Regions from separate parts of the Homo sapiens genome. Here region 1 is linked to region 2. The links are chromatin loops, found by intact Hi-C in ENCODE. Cell type or tissue: HepG2. All regions are shown on one strand. Each heading gives the region's core, and the rest is flanking DNA. Links, peaks and the distances in the headings are about the cores only.

What was found. Hi-C counts contacts between places; a loop is a spot of excess contacts. Peaks named below come from ENCODE experiments on the same cell type or tissue, not always from the same donor. Only the 100,000 strongest peaks of a DNase experiment are listed, where the experiment ranks them.
Region 1: a loop joins it to region 2, with 10 times the contacts of the local background. A loop is called at or near these places in 2 of 110 quality-filtered maps.

What each region holds. Positions count from the first base shown.
Region 1 is chr16:78,700,931-78,709,348 of GRCh38, forward strand. The region is part of intron 8 of WWOX (WW domain containing oxidoreductase); the gene reads left to right. Among named protein-coding and RNA genes, the nearest start is that of WWOX-AS2, 210 kb to the left of the region's middle. In HepG2, for the core only: a CTCF peak has its summit at 4,941 (motif pointing right); a DNase peak (open chromatin) is centred at 5,001.
Region 2 is chr16:78,119,532-78,127,762 of GRCh38, forward strand. The region is part of intron 4 of WWOX (WW domain containing oxidoreductase); the gene reads left to right. Among named protein-coding and RNA genes, the nearest start is that of WWOX, 24 kb to the left of the region's middle. In HepG2, for the core only: a CTCF peak has its summit at 3,465 (motif pointing right); DNase peaks (open chromatin) are centred at 3,450 and 3,700; H3K4me3 peaks cover 390 bases.

The DNA of each region.
Region 1 (8,418 bases), core at 182-8,181, 580 kb after region 2:
AATTGATATTTATTGAGGGCTCTCAGTGGGTGTTGTAGGGGGAAGGAAGTACAATGTCCTGGAGCTAGGCTGCCTAGGTTTGAATCCAGGGTCTGCCAGATGTAGATGTGTGATCTTGGGCACGTTTTTCAACCTCTCTGTGCTTAATCTTCTCCTCTTTAAAGGTGGGCTAGTGATAGTTACCTCACAAGGTAGCTGTGAGAATGAAATAATGATACATAAAGCACTTATAACAGGACCTGGCATGCAGTGAGTATCAGTGGGTATTTGCTGTGGTTATTTAGTTATCTACTTTACATGTACATGTAAAGAACTAGGGATATCTGTATTAAGACAGGGTCTTGTTATGTTTCCTGGGCTGATCTCAAACTCCTAAGCTTAAGTGATCCTCTTGCCTTGGCCTCCCATAGTGCTGGCGTTTCAGGCTTGAGTCACTGTTCCTGGCCTACTTACCTTCTTTTTGATCTTCTGAAGTCACCCCCTCCATCTGACAGGAGGTTGAAGGTCCGATGGCCACATAGGTGGCAGTGCTGGAATTTGAACCCAGGCCTTCCTCCCTTACCTCTCTCTACCTCTATCTCTTCTATCTACCTGTCTCTACTCCCTCTCCCTACTTTTCTCTTTTTCCCAGCCTCCCCCCGATATACTCAACATATATCTCCCTCTCCCTCCACCCACCTGCCTCCCCCACACTCCTTCTTTCCCTCTCCTCTGCAGGGAGAGCTTGGAAACCAAGAGTCTATGAGCTCGAAGGGAGCATGCAAAGGTGCCAGGCAGGCCCTCAAAGCTGGGAAGCTGCAGTAGGGGTTCTTTGGGACCCAGTTAAGCAGTGGGCCCTTGCTCTGAGATGCAGTCTGCTGAGCTGCCATCTGGGGACACATCTTGAGTTTCTCTCCATGATGGCGCAGCTCTCAGCGTAAAGCAGTCTATGGAGTGAGAAGGGAAAAGGCCCCAGTAATAAAAGGCAAAGGAAGCCTGGTGAAGTGACTCATACCTGTAATCCCAGAACACTGGGAGGCCGAGATGGGAGGATCATTTGAGCCCAGGAGTTGGAGACTAGCCTGGGCTACATAAAATTATATATATATATATATATATATATATATATATATATAAAATAATGCAGAAGTTTTATATATATATAAAGTTTTATATTTATATCTATAAAGTTATATATATATATATATATATATTTATTTATTTTCAAGACATGGTGGCATGCAACTGCAGTGTCAGCTACTCCGGAGGCCGAGGCAGGAGAGTCACTTAAGACTGGGAGCTCGAGGCGGCAGTGAGCAGTGATGACTCCACTATACTCCAGCCTGGGTGACAGAGTGAGACTTTGTCTCAAAAATAAAATATAAAATAAAATAAAAAGGAAGAAATAGCCAGTAGTGCTTTCTTGTAGACAGAGAAGCTGGTGAAATGATGTAACCAGGCTGGGCATGGTAGCTCACGCCTGTAATTCCCAGTACTTTGTGAGGCTGAGGTGGGCAGATCCCATGAGGTCAGGAGTTTGAGACCAGCCTGGCCAACATGATAAAACCCCATCTCTACTAAAAATACAAAAATTAGCCAGGCACAGTGGCTCATGTCTGTAATCCCAAATGCTTGCTCGGGAGGCTGAGGCAGGAGAATCACTTGAATCTGGGAGGTGGAGGTTGTAGTGAGCTGAGATTGCACCACTGTACTTCAGCCTGGGCAACAGAGCAAGACTCTGTCTCAAAAAAAAGAACAAAAAAAAAAAAAGAAATGATGTAACTGGTAGGGAGAAAGCCAAAGGTTAGAAAGAGAACATGAATTGAGAATGGAAAGATCGCAGAGGAAGCAGATTTGTCTGCACACCTCTTGCATGTGTATTTGGAGAAGCTCTGTGTGCTGCGGGTCGAGGGAAACACATAACTGGAACAACTGTCCTTTTCCACCATTGTTAAATCCTGCTTTGCTCACTGCAGGAGAGGGGGATTATATAGGAGCTTCTGGAAACAGATGCCTTGGGAGCTCTCCTCCTTTTCCAGAACTCCCACACTTGCTCTTGTAGATCATCATAGGATAACTCTCCGCTCCCTTTCCTAAGAAAATTGATCTAAAAAGTAATTATGGAATCTTGCAGTGCTTGTTGGGATCAGAGAAGGCTCCTCCGATGATGGGATGTTAGGTAGAGGGCTGCAGGGACCTTGCTTTTAGTCAGGAGGCAAATCAAGAGCCAAGAGAGGGAGGGGTGGTCGTGAGTTTTTATGATGTTCCTTCTCTTCTCCGCTCCTTCCTGACAAGAGTCTGTCTCTTTTCTCTGTGTGTCATAACTACCCACATTCACCCCGGCAGCCCATCTACCTTGTTTCTCTCATAAGTCAGCTTCTCTCCCATCTTTCCTGTGAAAATTTCTAACAAAATGGGAGTTAAGGCCGGGCATGGTGGCTCCTACTTGTCATTCCAGCATTTTGGGAGGCTGAGGTGGGAGGATTGCATGAGCTCAGGAGTTCAAGACCAGTGTGGGTAACATAGAGACTCTGTCTCTACACATTTTTTTTTTTAATTAGCTGGGGATGGTGGCTTGCACCTGTAGCTCCAGCTACTCAGAGGGAGGCTGAAGCAGGAGGATCCCTTGAGTCCAGGAGTTTGAGGCTGTAGTGAGCCCTGGTCTCACCACTACACTTCATCCTGGGCAACAGAGTGAGATGCTGTTTTGTTTTTGTTTTTTTTTGTTTGTTTGTTTGGTTTTTTTTGGAAAAAGAAAGAATCACCATAAAAAAGATGGGTAACTCGGAAATTTCAAATGCTTGAATTTCTTGGGTTGGGAAGAATATCCCAAAATGTGTTTCCAACTACCTCACTGATTTTGACTTCACAGGGAGAATATTTTGATTTTTATGCTCTGAGTTGCTGGTACTGCTGTGGGCACAGAACTGGGTATGACAGAACATTTTTCTGAACTATGACTCTGATCTTCTCAATCTCTCAGTGGGAAAGAGTTTTGGAACTTATTATTTTTAAAAACTTGGTAAAAGATTTATACCATAATATTTATCATTTTAACCATTTCTCAGTGCACAATTCAGTGGCATAAAAGGGCATTCCTGTTGTGCAACCATCACCCCTATCCATCTCCAAGTGAACTTGATTCTTAAATCTCCCAGCCATCTGTTTCAATTCACTAGATGTTGTTCCACCCAGCACGTCATGGTGGAAAGGGGCAGGCTGTGATTTTTTTTTTTTTTAACCTCCAGCAGCTGTGTTCCCTGTGGCAACTATGTAACCTCTCTGAGCCTCAACATCTGTCTATAAAATGGAAACAGTGCAACCTACCTTAGCATTTGATGATCTCAACTTGGATCCCATAGCGGGTATCTCCAAAATTTCCTCATCTTGACTACGTTCTGGTGAAACTTAAGATGTCAGCACATGACCTACCTCCCTTCCCTTCTCATTCATCTGCATTTTCACAATGCTTGGTTTTATCTTTTATACATATAATGCACAATACATGTAGTGCCAACAAGAATTATAGTTTCTGTAAGTAGTGTATGATTGCCCACGGATCTTCAGTAACTCATTAGGCACTGACGGGCTGACATGAGCAACAACGAGACTTAGTATCTGTTGCAGCTCTCCATACAGTTTACGAAACTCTAATCCATAAAAGCCGTTTGAAATTTCCATTAGGAGATTTGCACAAGTGGTTAAAATTAGTCATGCATTCTTGGTCTAAACTGCAGGAAGGGTATCTTTACTGTGAAAATGATTATGACATGTTAAAACTGTGTAATAGTAAGCAGACAGTTTTCCGAGCTGCTGGGTGAATTCTGGAAATGCTCTATTATTTTCTCCCTGTTGACTCCTTTCTTTCAGGCAAGACAGCCAGCATGTTGACTTGGAAAACAACTGAGGCTGAGCAGTTTCAGAGCATTGACATTACGTGGCTTCTTTTGTGGGCCACCCCAACTCTTTTATTTTTTTTAATTGCTGCTTCTTCCTCTAAAATACAACTTGTTTTTTTTTTTTTTAAAGAGGAGGAAGCCTTAAAAACCAGCGACAGTCTTGGTTTTCTTAACCTGTCCGCCATTTAACATTTCTAGAAGTGCAACATTGCTTCTAAGGTAAGGGCAAGGACCATGACTTTTGCATGCTGAAAATGAGCTGCCTGGTTTATTGAGTTAGTTATTCCTTTTTAGTGCCGCAGTGTTTTCAGTGTTAGAGAAAAGGCTGTGATTTTCTTTGATATTAAAAAGCCAACCACTTATATTTTCCAAAGCCATTTGCATTCAGTCTGACGGCCGCTAAAAATGTATGTGGATTTTTCATCTGAGAGGTTTTCTCTATGCATATTGTTTACATTTATCAAATGTTGTCCTGCCCAGTACTTTATATTCATTGTTGCTTCCGGACCTAGCTGACAACATGGTCTATATGAAAAACAACACAAAACAACACATAAGAGAGTCAAAGGGACTTCTTTGGGGAGAATATAAAAACAAGCCAAGGCGAAAGTGGCTGTAAAAATGCGTTGTGTTCCCAAGTGGAGGCTCCTTCTTTGTTCTGTCATCAGTTTGTCAGTTGTCAATCAAACCTCCCTTCGCCTCACACGTTTGCTAATGTAAGAAGTGCTGGCTCTGCTCTTAGCCTGCAGTGGTGCAGCTTAAAAATTCTGGGAGGGTTTCATGCAGTAAATACTTAAAGTAACAGAAAAGGACTGGGGAAAAGCTGATGTTGTAGCTGTATGATCACCCATGTAAAACTGTTTATTTAGTTATTTATTTATTTATTTGCTTTTTTACTTCCTTTTCTATGCCTTTGGTGACTTTGTGTAATGCTGTATGTACCATCAGAGCACATACTGCTTTTGTGCACACATACATTGAAAACAAAATGAAAAAACAAGAATAAAACAAAAACCCTATTCCTATTCCTACAATTCTGGTACTTTGCCACAAGGTGGTGGTAGTGTATCTTGAGTAAGGAATATGACCTGCTAGATATAAGCATCTGTTTATTTACACACTAAGGAATGTTTGAGTGTGGAACGTGGTTTAGATGCTGTGCGTACAGCAGTGACTCAGATAGGTGTGTATTCTCAAGAAGCTTTCATTCTAATGACACATACTTTGTCTCCAGTCAGAGTTATGGCAGGTTTTTTTTTTTTTTTTTTTTTGACTAAATTCACCCATATTTGATGGCAAGTGTGATCACAGCATGTTTATAAAAATCATTCTTAATTAAGGCATTTCCATCTTATCAAGCCCCCTATTTAATAAGGATATCAAAAAAGAAAACAGTTTTCGTGCATATGTGTAGCTTTTTAGATTCACTTTTTCCTTATTTGACCCATATAAACTTTGTCTGTCTGTGTCTGTCAGTCTCACACACATCCTTCAACACATCTCTTATTTCTTTCCAGAGCCAGGCTAAAGCACCCTTGCCATCTTCTCTCTCTGCTGTTAAATTAGATGCCTTCTCCAGGAATCTCTCTGGGGGCATCCTGAGCCTTCCCGATTCCATTTCAGATTTCTTTCTGTAATCAAGAGCTCCATCTCTGTTGCTTTCCTGGGGCTCTTCCTCTCCTCTTTTTGAAGCTTTTCATTTCCCTTTATATTCTTTCATTCGTCAACTACAAAGAAGCTGCAGGCAGGAACAAGAGAGCTCAGCACACTTGGTGCAGTCTCTCTGGCTTGGTAATTGGTCCCAAGAAAATAGTTTTTTTCCAATTATGGCAACATTGAAAACTTATCCAGGAGAGGAAAGGCTCTTTCAGCTGCTCTTTCTCGATCCTTGCAGTTTCCCTTTTGACCTGTGGGTACACATGGTACTGACGCAATTGGCACCTCAGATGGTTCTTCCTGACAGCTACCCTTGCAACTGACTCAGGATACAAACTACCTTTTTTTTTGGAGACAGATCTCACTTTATCACCCAGTCTGGAGTGTAATTGACGCAATCCTGGCTGGCTGCAGCCTTGACCTTCTGGGCCCAAGCAGTGTTCCCGCCTCGGCCTCCCAAAGTATTAGGATTACAGGCATCAGCCGTCATGCCTGGCACAAACTGCCTTTGGAAGTGAATCAGTCAGTTGCCTAGTAGGCCTAAGGAGACCATGATCCATGTAAACCATGGAATATTTTAAGCAGAAAAGAACGTATTCCCCTTCAAGGACAAAGTGCTGGAATAATTGACATCCAGGTTATCACAGAGCCTTCCTATAGTGTTGATTCTGATCACTCAAATAATCTTAGTGTTAAAGGGTTTATTTTTATTTTTCTACCTTCTTTTACCACCCCTTACTCCCATCAGAGCACCATCAGTCTTTTGGGAATAAAATAATTCCTCAGATATATTAAAAAGCTATAGAAGCAGAAGTTAACGTACATGCAAAAATCTCTACATTTCTCAACAATTGTGTAACCACTAAATATAGGGAAAGAAGTGTGCAAGGTATAAGACATTGGCCATGCGTCCTTGTCTGTGCCACCTCACCAGGAGCATTGCTCCTTTTTATGCACAAGCATCAGAGGTTCTGGACATCTTCTTGGGCTAGTTGGTATAGCTTCCTTCTCAGCTCATTCTGCAAGGTTTGCTTTGGAAAAGTCTGTGCATCTGAGCTCTCTCTTGCCATATCAGGAACCGAAGTCAGAAATAAAGGCTACAGATGCTCAAAATCTGCAGTATTCAATCTTTTTAAGGCCCAGCATGGTGTCTCATGCCTGTAATCCCAGGGCTTTGGGAGACTAAGGCGGGTGGATCACTTGAGGTCAGGCATTCAGGACTAGCCTGGCCAACATGGTGAAACCCCATCTCTACTAAAAATACAAAAATTAGCCTGGTGTGGTGGTGCACACCTGTAGTCCCAGCTAGTTGGGAGGCTGAGGCAGGAGAACTGCACTCTAGCCTGTGCTAGAGAGCGAGACTCTGTCTCAAAAATATAAATAAATAAATAAATAAATAAATAAATAAATAAATAAATAAATAAAGTATCTGTCCCCAAGTCACAATGCTATTCGGTTGGTGCAAAAGCAATCGTGGTTTTTGCCATTACTTTTAATGGAATAGTAAATAACACTTGATCTTTGGTCTTCTGACCTGAAATCCCATGGCTAGGATTGTCAGATAGAATACAGGACACCTGGCCTGTTACAGTGGCTCACACTTATAATCCCAGCACCTTGGGAGGCAGAGGCAGGAATATCACCTGAGCCCAGGAATTTGAGGCTGCAGTGAGCTATGACTGCACCATTGCATTCCAGCCAGAGTGGTAGAGCAAGACCCTGTGTCTTAAAACAACAAAAACAAAAACAGGACACCTGGTTAAATGTGAATTTCAGGTAAATAACATATTTTTTAAAAATGTATCCCATGCAGTATTTGGAGCATATACTCTAAAAATTTTCTTTGGGATATACTTCTAAGAAATGATTTGTTGTTTATGTGAAACTCAAATTTTACTCGGCATCCTGTGTTTTTATTTGCTAGACGTAGCACCTACCTGTGACATCTTTTTGTTTCTGCCCTGCTGTGTCACAGGGTCTTGGTATCTTTCCTCCTGTGATTCTGACACTACCTTGGGAAATGACTCTGTATCAAGCGTTTACCATCTGCTGAAAGCTTTGCATACTCTGTTGCTTATCATGACAACTGCCCTGAAAGTTGGGTGTACTTGTTACCCCTTTCCAGATTAAAAAACCTAGGGGTCAGAGAGGTTAAGTAACTTGCTCAAGACCTCACAGTGAACTGTGGTGGACCACTGGGATTAGAACCCAGTGAGTTCAGTGGCTTTGCCTCCAAGTGCGTTTATTATTGTCCGCACTCCAAAATGGCTTTAAAAAATTAAAAAGATACATGACGTTGAAATCAGTGACAGAGGCATAAGGCTCCTTGAGGGAAGAAACCAGGTGTTGGCCATAAAAAAATTATTTTTCACAGCGCCCAGCAAAGGGCTTGTATGCAAAGGACCCTCAGTATAAGCTGGTTGTTGACTGATGTGTTTCAAGAGTAAGTCAGAAAAATAAAAAGAAGGCAGGGAAAGAGTTCAAAACTCAGTGTCACTTGCACATCCATTTTGCCCTAGAAGTGTTTTAAATTTTATCAGGCTCATAAACTATGTTTCGAAACGTGAAAATAAATTGGCCCCCTGACCCCTTATGAAGTGACATCATTCATCTGAAAGGTTTATCGCCCTGCGTGTCATTTTGAAGTTCCCTACTCTCCTCCTCGTTCTCTAAATCCATGAAAAAATAGAAATGGGAGGAAGAACTGGAGAGAGGGGTTCTGTGTGTGTGGAATGTGGCTCTGGAAAGCCCCCAGCCCTCCTGTTAACACAATGCTTTTATCCCGTAATCTCTGCCTGCGGGAGACAAAATAACAGTTCATCTGGAAAACAAGATTAACTCATTTAACTTACGTAGTGATCACAGAGAGAAGCTTGTTGGAGTT
Region 2 (8,231 bases), core at 232-8,231:
TTGTTGGAGCGCATGCAAATTATTTTCTGTAAGCAGACAGATTTATTATCATATTTACGGAGTGACATCCAGGGTTTGTGAGACATCCATTAAATTTTTTTTTTTTTTTAATGTTTGAGATGGGGTCTCACTGTGTTGCTCAGGTGTTGGTCTCAAACTCCTGGGTTCAAGTGATCCTCCCACCTTAGCCTCCCAAAGTACTGAGATTACTGGTGTGAGCCACTGTGCCCAGATGCTATTAGCAAGTATGAACAAATTAGATATTTTCAGTCTACTCTTCTGTGGTAATGATGATAAAACTTCTTAACTTTCAGTCCTAAACCAGCAGTGGCTAAAACTTGATTTTTAAAATTTTTTTCAGAGTTTGGTCCAGATGAAGTTTCTTTCACCTTGCGAACCTTTAGAACGCTGGGCTGCATCATGTGTGTTGTAACTTTAAAGTTAGAATAGCCTAGCTTCGTTACAGTTTTTGAGCCAAAGGACCCATTAACAGAAACAAAACTTTTTTTCCTGCAAACAAATACAAGCTGGCCACACTGGTAAATACCAGTGAAATATATTTTGGGACTGACACTTGCATTTTCTATTGGTACTTATGTCACAAAATCACCTCTCTAACGTGTATTACATGGACCTATATATATGCATACTTACATATCAAAATGTATATATTTTGAGGTATAAAAAGTACGTGCTCAAGGTATTGGTCACTCCTCAATTTGTTTTCCTTGAAACAAAATGAAGGTATAAATATTTCAGCCGGGCGCGGTGGCTCACGCCTGTAATCCCAGCACTTTGAGAGGCCGAGGCGGGTGGATCATGAGGTCAGGAGATCGAGACCATCCTGGCTAACAAGGTGAAACCCCGTCTCTACTAAAAATACAAAAAATTAGCCAGGCGCAGTGGCGGGCGCCTGTAGTCCCAGCTACTCGGGAGGCTGAGGCAGGAGAATGGCGTGAACCCGGGAAGTGGAGCTTGCAGTGAGCTGAGATTGCGCCACTGCAGTCCGCAGTCCGGCCTGGGCGACAGAGCGAGACTCCGTCTCAAAAAAAAAAAAAAAAAATTTCATGCAGGGAATCCCAAAATGTAATTATAGTGTGATGTTGAAATTGATTGTCTTAGCTTAGAGAGCCTACTTTTTAAAACTTAGGGTCTTGTTTCTAAATCATGTGTTGAAATTACAGTGTGAACTGTAGTTGCCATACTCTTTGATCCTACAAATTGTCACCACGATGAATTCATATCTTGTGCAAATTTTACCAGTTCTACGTGAATAGAAGAAAATTACTTTTTCTTCATGTAGAGAAGGGTATTCATTCCTAAGATTTTAAATCCACACTTCCCAATTATGGACTACGCCAGCTTCCTTTACACCTTTGCTTCTTTGTTTTCTTTTCCATACCTAAATGTTACTAAATTTTGCCTTTGAGCCTAAAGCATGTCATTGATGGTTTTTTTTTTTCTAGTTATTCCAAAAGGTCCCATAAATCTGGGGCCATAGCTAACTTACATTTAGTCATTTTCATGGGTAAAACACACTCATATGAGATCATTGCACTTGGGATCTTGAAATGCCTGATTAGTTTCCTTTCTGATTGTTGACCAGACTTAAACTAGTGGGATCTTGGCATTTATCTTTTTAAAAACCTGGTGCTCATTAAGGAAAGGAAAATATTCTGAAATAATCGAAATAACCTTTTGGGCATTGGAACTCCATTTTAAATTAAAAACATTTGTGCCTACTATTATCTTATGCTAAATTATACCCAGGTATTGTAAGTAAAATTATTTTGAAGTTACTTTGTTCTAAGAAACTATGGAGATTCTTGACAGTGTTAGACAAAGTCCTTAAATGACATTATATAAAAATTGAGAATTAGTACCTTATGACTTAACCATTTTACACTGAGATATTATTGGACATTGAGTGTACATGGAAATCACGTGATCAAAGTATTTGAGAAGTAAATATCTAAAGGAAGAGACCAATTTAAAACATTCTAATGAGCATCATCTCATAATTTGGTAATCTCATGTAAAATGCTTATAATAGGGGTGTGTGTATGTTATATATATTTTTAAAATAAATTTGTAATCATGTATACAGTAGTCCCCCCTTATCCGTGGTGTTTCAGTTTTTTTTTTTTTGAGTCAGAGTATTACTCTGTTGCGCAGGCTGGAGTACAGTGGCGTGATCTCAGCTCACTGCAACCTTTGTCTCCCAGGGCCTGGTGATTCTCATGTCTCAGCCTCCTGAGTAGCTGGGATTACAGGTGCACACCACCACTCCCTACTAATTTTATGTTTTTAGTAGAGACAAGGTTTTGCCATGTTGTCCATACAGGTCTTGAACTCCTGACATTAGGCAATCTGCTTGCCTCAACCTCCCCAAATGCTGGGATTACAGGTGTGAACCGCTGTGCCTGGCCCGTGTTTCACTTTTTGAGGTTTCAGTTACCTGAGGTCAACAGGCATCTGAAAATACTAATTTTGAGAGAGAGAGAGTGTGAGAGACCACATTTACATAACTTTTATACAGTACATTGTTATAGTTCTATTTTATTATTATTGTTGATCTCTTACTGTGCCTAATTTATAAATTAAAATTTATCCTAGGTATGTATGTATAGGTGAAAGCATAGAATACATAGGGTTTGGTACTATCCAGTTTTCAGGCATCACTGTGGGTCTTGGAACGCATCTCCCGAGGATAAGGGGGGGCTACTGTCAGTGTGAACCTGATTAGATCTCAACTGAAACTTTTTTGTCACATGAGGCCATCAGTTGAATTTCATGCCTGCATGTAGGTTTAGATTTTAATTACTTTTTTATGGTGTCAGCATAACAAATGAGAGTCATACAAACTATTGTTTAATGACAAAGTGGGTCAAACCCATAATTAAAAAAATTAATAATAGATTTTTGTTCTACTTGAGGTTTTGTAGCATTACGTAAAGCTTGAAAACTTGGAAATTGTTTTACTTAAAACCCAATTAAAATAATTTGATCTTTTGCTTTTACATCATAGAGTGGCACAATAAAAATTGTAATGGAAGATGTTATTTTACATTTTTTTTCTTTTTTTTTTTTTGAGACGGTGCCTTGCTCTGTCACCCAGGCTGTAGTGCAGTGGCGTGATCTCAGCTCACTGCAACCTCCGCCTCCCGGGTTGAAGTGATTCTCCTGCCTCAGCCTCCTGAATAGCTGGGATTACAGGCGTGAGCCACTATGTCCGGCTAATTTTTGTATTTTTCGTAGAGACAGGGATTCACCATGTTGGCCAAGCTGGTCTTGAACTCCTGAACTCAAGTGATCCGCCCACCTTGGCCTCCCAAAGTGCTAGGATTACAGACACTAGCCACCATGCCCGGGGGTGTTGTACATATTTCCTTTAATCTAAAAGCAGAACCATCTTTATATATTTTTATTTTTTTCCACTAGAGGGCTCTGTTGCCCTTTGATATAATTAAACAAAAGAGGCAGCATTGCAATATAGTTCTGTTCCTCTCAGTCCATCTTGCTTTCATTTTGGTTAAATAATGTCTTTTACTTTTCTAACATATCTTTTAGGTCTTCTAATTCTCTGTGATGAAGTTCAAACTGAAGACTGTTACTAGTGTCGTGTTTGTTTCTTTTTCTCTCTCTTTTGTTTTGTTTGTATAAAATGCCAGGGATGAAGGGATCCACTTAATAAAAAGGCCCATTGTGTTCAGGGAGCAGCCTGTTCTGCCAAATCACACAAGGGCATGTGTTTTCATGACATTATTGCTTTTGAGTGTGCTGGCCTAGCAATAATATGATTTTTTTTTCCTAAGTGGAAATTGTAATATTTAAGTATTAATACCTCTGTTTAAGGTTCATTTTGAACGCCTTGGTGACCCTATGTTTTTTTCTTTGTTTTTTGTTTTGTTTTTTTTTTTTTTGTTTTTTTTTTTTGTTTTTTTGAGATGAAGTCTTCCTCTGTTGCCCAGGCTGGAGTGCAGTGGCGCATTCTTGGCTCACTGCAACCTTCGCCTCCCAGGTTGAAGCAATTCTTCTGCCTCAGCCTCTCGAGTAGCTGGGAGTCCAGGCACCTGCCAACACGTCTGGCTAATTTTTGTATTTTTAGTAGAGATGGGGTTTCACCATCTTGGCCAGGCTGGTCTTGAACTCCTGACCTCATGATCCACCCGTTTCGGCCTCCCAAAATGCTGCGATTACAGGCGTGAGCTACTGCACCCGCAACCCTATGTTTTTTTCTAAGAATATAGTGTCCCTTGCCCCCTGCTACAAGCCTTACCCAGTGTTACATAATTTATTGTAATTAAATTGTTTATTAATGATACATTCTTGCTGTAGAAGAAAACGTGTCCTTTTGGGCTCAGTACAGTATATGTTTCTTAAGTAAGAGGGATCATATTAAACCAGCTACTTAATGTGAAGCAGATAGCCAGTGTTCTCCATGTACAATCTTAGGGAGGGTAATTTTTGTTTTGGCTGTGTAATTATGGTTTGAGGCAGCCCATTAATCGCATATTTCAGCTGTCAAATAGAAATTTGGCCCAGAAAGGAATACACTTTGGCTTTACAAAACTGCTTATTTTCAAATTTTTAAATGGGGACAAAAACGAATATGCTATATTATATACTTTTATTTATATAATTTTTTTTTCAGCAACTTTTTCTCTTTTGAAAATGCAAGAGCCTGAAAAACATTGTGAATATACTTGTAACATTGCAAAGCTATTTCACCAGAGTAAAGATATTTTGGTTGTTCATATACGAGTGTGTTCGTTGTTTATCTAATAAATTGTTAAAACTAGATGGCGATTCTGGGAATTATTATAGACTTCATAATAAATAAGATGCTGACAGTTGAAACCCCCTTGACCGTTGCCTGTTTGGTATGACACAGACCTTCTTGGACTTTTGTAGCCTATACATGAGTAGATATGAATCCTCAGCCTTCTCCAAAATAAGGTTGGGGTCACTAGGAGGCCTTCTTGGAAAGATGTCTTAAATTAAGGCACCAGTAGATGGATCAAAAAGCAGGTTCCAATAGCTCGCTTTTAGTTTCTTGCCTAAATTTGTGATCTCCCTTTGGCTTCATAAATAACGGTACATTTCATGAAGAGCTGGTCTCAGTCTACACAAGCCTAACTGAATGGGGTGCATAGGAAGGGTTGCATTGTGTGACAAGGTTTAAATCTAATTGTTTTAAGTCTTTGAGTTATTTGCTCACCAGGCTGTGCTTGATGGTTTTACTTTTTGTGATTTTTGGAGCCTTCATGTTAGAAGCCATAGTCATATGGTGCTCTCTGAAAGCAAGACAAGGTTTCTTCACTAGACTCTAAGAGGAGATCTGAGACAGAGAGATGGGGGCGGGGAGGAAACCTATTTCAGTGTCTCTACTATTTCTACCTAGGTGGAGGATAACTAGCCAGATGAACGGAGCTAAGCCTTTTGTATGAAGTTTATTTCATATAAAGAGGAACAAAATCAGAATCAAATTTCTTCTGTAGTTGCACAGAAACTGAAGTTAAAGCTAATACAATGTTTTTCATTTTTACCCTTACCTCTACAATGTACTTAATTGTTACAGATTCGTATTTATTGATTATCATGTTGTATTACATTGATAGCCGTTTAAAATTTATGAAGATTCCGTACTTGTCATATTTAATTCTCAGCACCGTGCTTACAGCTGTCTTGTGATAATGTCGAAAGGAAAGAGAAGGGAGGTGAGGTAACGTGCTTGAGATCATACAGGTCTTGGGCGGCGGGTGCCTGCAGGATAGATCAAAGGGTAATTGAGTCTGTGCCTGGGGCCCCTTCCACTGTACATGCCACCATCCTGTTGGGAGGAATAACAGCACACTCCTGAATGAGCTCTTTCTAAGCAGCTCATTCATTTTGTTAATCCTGAGTTTGGAATCAACCAATTTATTTAAACCCGTGAAGCCTCGCTCTGTGCCCGGTCAAGTGCTGGGAGTGGCATCTGCGGGGAGGGCCAAGGCAGATGTCATTTCCAGACTGCATTGGATCCTGGATTCAGAAGCTGAAGCTTAGGAGTGGGCATGGTGGTTCACGCCTGTAAACCCAGCCCTTTGGGAGGCTGAGGCAGGAGGATTGCTTGAGCTCAGGGGTTCGAGAGCAGCCTGGGCAACATAGCAAGACCCCATCTCTACCAAATCAAATTTTTTTTAAAAGCTGAAGCTTTCTTTACCAAAACCACTTTGGTATTATGATTGTAAAACAAACATTAAGGAATAAGTCTGGGGGAATGGGAAGTAGCATTCATCAAGCGCCTGTATATGCCAGGTGTTAGGCTAGATTAGCTTGATGTGCCTTCTCATTTAATATAAGTAATTATTTTAAAGGTTATTGTGATTAACATGTATTCCTTATGGAAAATTTAGAAAGCGAAGAAAAATAAAAATAAGAATAAAAGATTTAAAAAAACCCCAATTCTTACCAGTTAGAAGTATACTATTAATATTTAGCATGTATGATTGTAAGCATGTTTTCCCTTCTTTCGTGATTTTTCTATTTAAATTGTGATTATCTTTCTGTGTTGTTAAATACTCCACATCTTAAATGGCTGCATAGTATTCCATTATGTGGTTCCAGCTCTTCTCCCAGTGTGGTACATTCGGGTGGTTTCCAGCTTTTTAATAGCTGTGGAATGGAGAAGCACATTTTGTAATTAAATGTTTGTACCCATCCGTGACTCTTCTATAGTTTTATTTTGTGGAAGTGGAATTGCTGAATGAAGTGATTTGCTCCCCAACCTTAATATCTTGATTTGTTTTGTCAAACTGCCCTGGAAGATTGTACCAATTTGAATGCTCCTTTGCCCAGCATCCTTGCCAAACTTGAGAATTAGAATTTTTAAAAAATATCACTTAAATTTGCCTATCTCTGATGATTAGCAAGATTGATAGGCTTTTCTTATGTCGGGCCATTTGTTTTTTAACGAATTGCCCTTTCATCTTATATGCATGACTATTGGATATGTATCGATTACTAATTGATTGCTTGCCTCATGTGCTATCATTTAATTTTCAAAATGTCCCTTAGAAGTTAATTTATAAAGTGTCTATTACTTTAAGTACCTGTTCAATCCTGTGATCAAGAGGAAATTCACAGAGAAAGAAATTGGCCTAACTCCTCAGTTTGCTTCACTAAAATCTTTTAAGCACACATCTTGTCTATTATGCCAGCTGCAACTCAAATCAAAGGCACTGTTGCTTTGGTACCCGCATTTAAGGAGGGAATACCCCAAAAAACTTAAACTTGTCTGGCTTTGCAATGGTGGTGGAGTCCCAAGATGACACAGTAGGCAAGATTTGATTACTTTGGTTATGCAAATTTCCCCTAGATCTTCTATTAATGACAGTAACAGCGCTTCAGAGCTTTTCTATGCATTCTCTCATTTGATGAGCCTGCTTTCAGGTGGAGAAATTGTACCATTGCTGAAAATAGCTTCGCTGACAGTTAGGGCAAGCTTCATTGGTAGCAAGTTTCTATCTGGAAAGATGTAGGAGAGGAACACTGACTCTGGAAGCAGACGTGACCTAGTTTTGAAACCTGGGATAACCACTTCCTATCTGTATGACCCGAGCAAGTTACTTTCCTTCTCAGAACTCCTGTTCCACCTCTGTGCAATATGGACAGTACTCCTACTTTGCAAAGTTGTTAAAGATGGGAACTCCAGAGTGCCCAGGGAATTGTCTACTCATCATTGCAGGCGTTTAATAACGTGTAGCCATTTCTGGAATGGGAGGCAAGAGGATCGAGTTACCAGTGAAATTAGTTTGGTATTTTCCTAGCTTCCTGGTTCCCAGATCCTCAAGAGGCTGCCATAATCTCTGTGAATTTGTCCTAAAATGACCTGTATAAATAACTGCTTTAGACACTGGCTTGTCTTTGGTATGAAGGAAAACATTTTAGAATTTTTTTGGCTGGAGGTCAGTAGCTTTCATCCAGAAAAGAATAATCAACGGAAAAAAAAAAAAACCACCGAGACGAGGTTATTTTTGTTACAGTCAAGGAACAAAAAGGGATATATTAAACTTGGGGGAAAAAGAGAAGGAAAACTATTATTCTTTAAAACCGTTATACCATGCATCATGGTAACATCTTTTTTACTGAGAGTTCTGCATTAGCACACTTGTTCACCCAAGTTTGTGATAGTTTATAGGACTGCCTGGTGTATTAAGTAGAAATGCTCAACTTTGCTGTCCTATTTT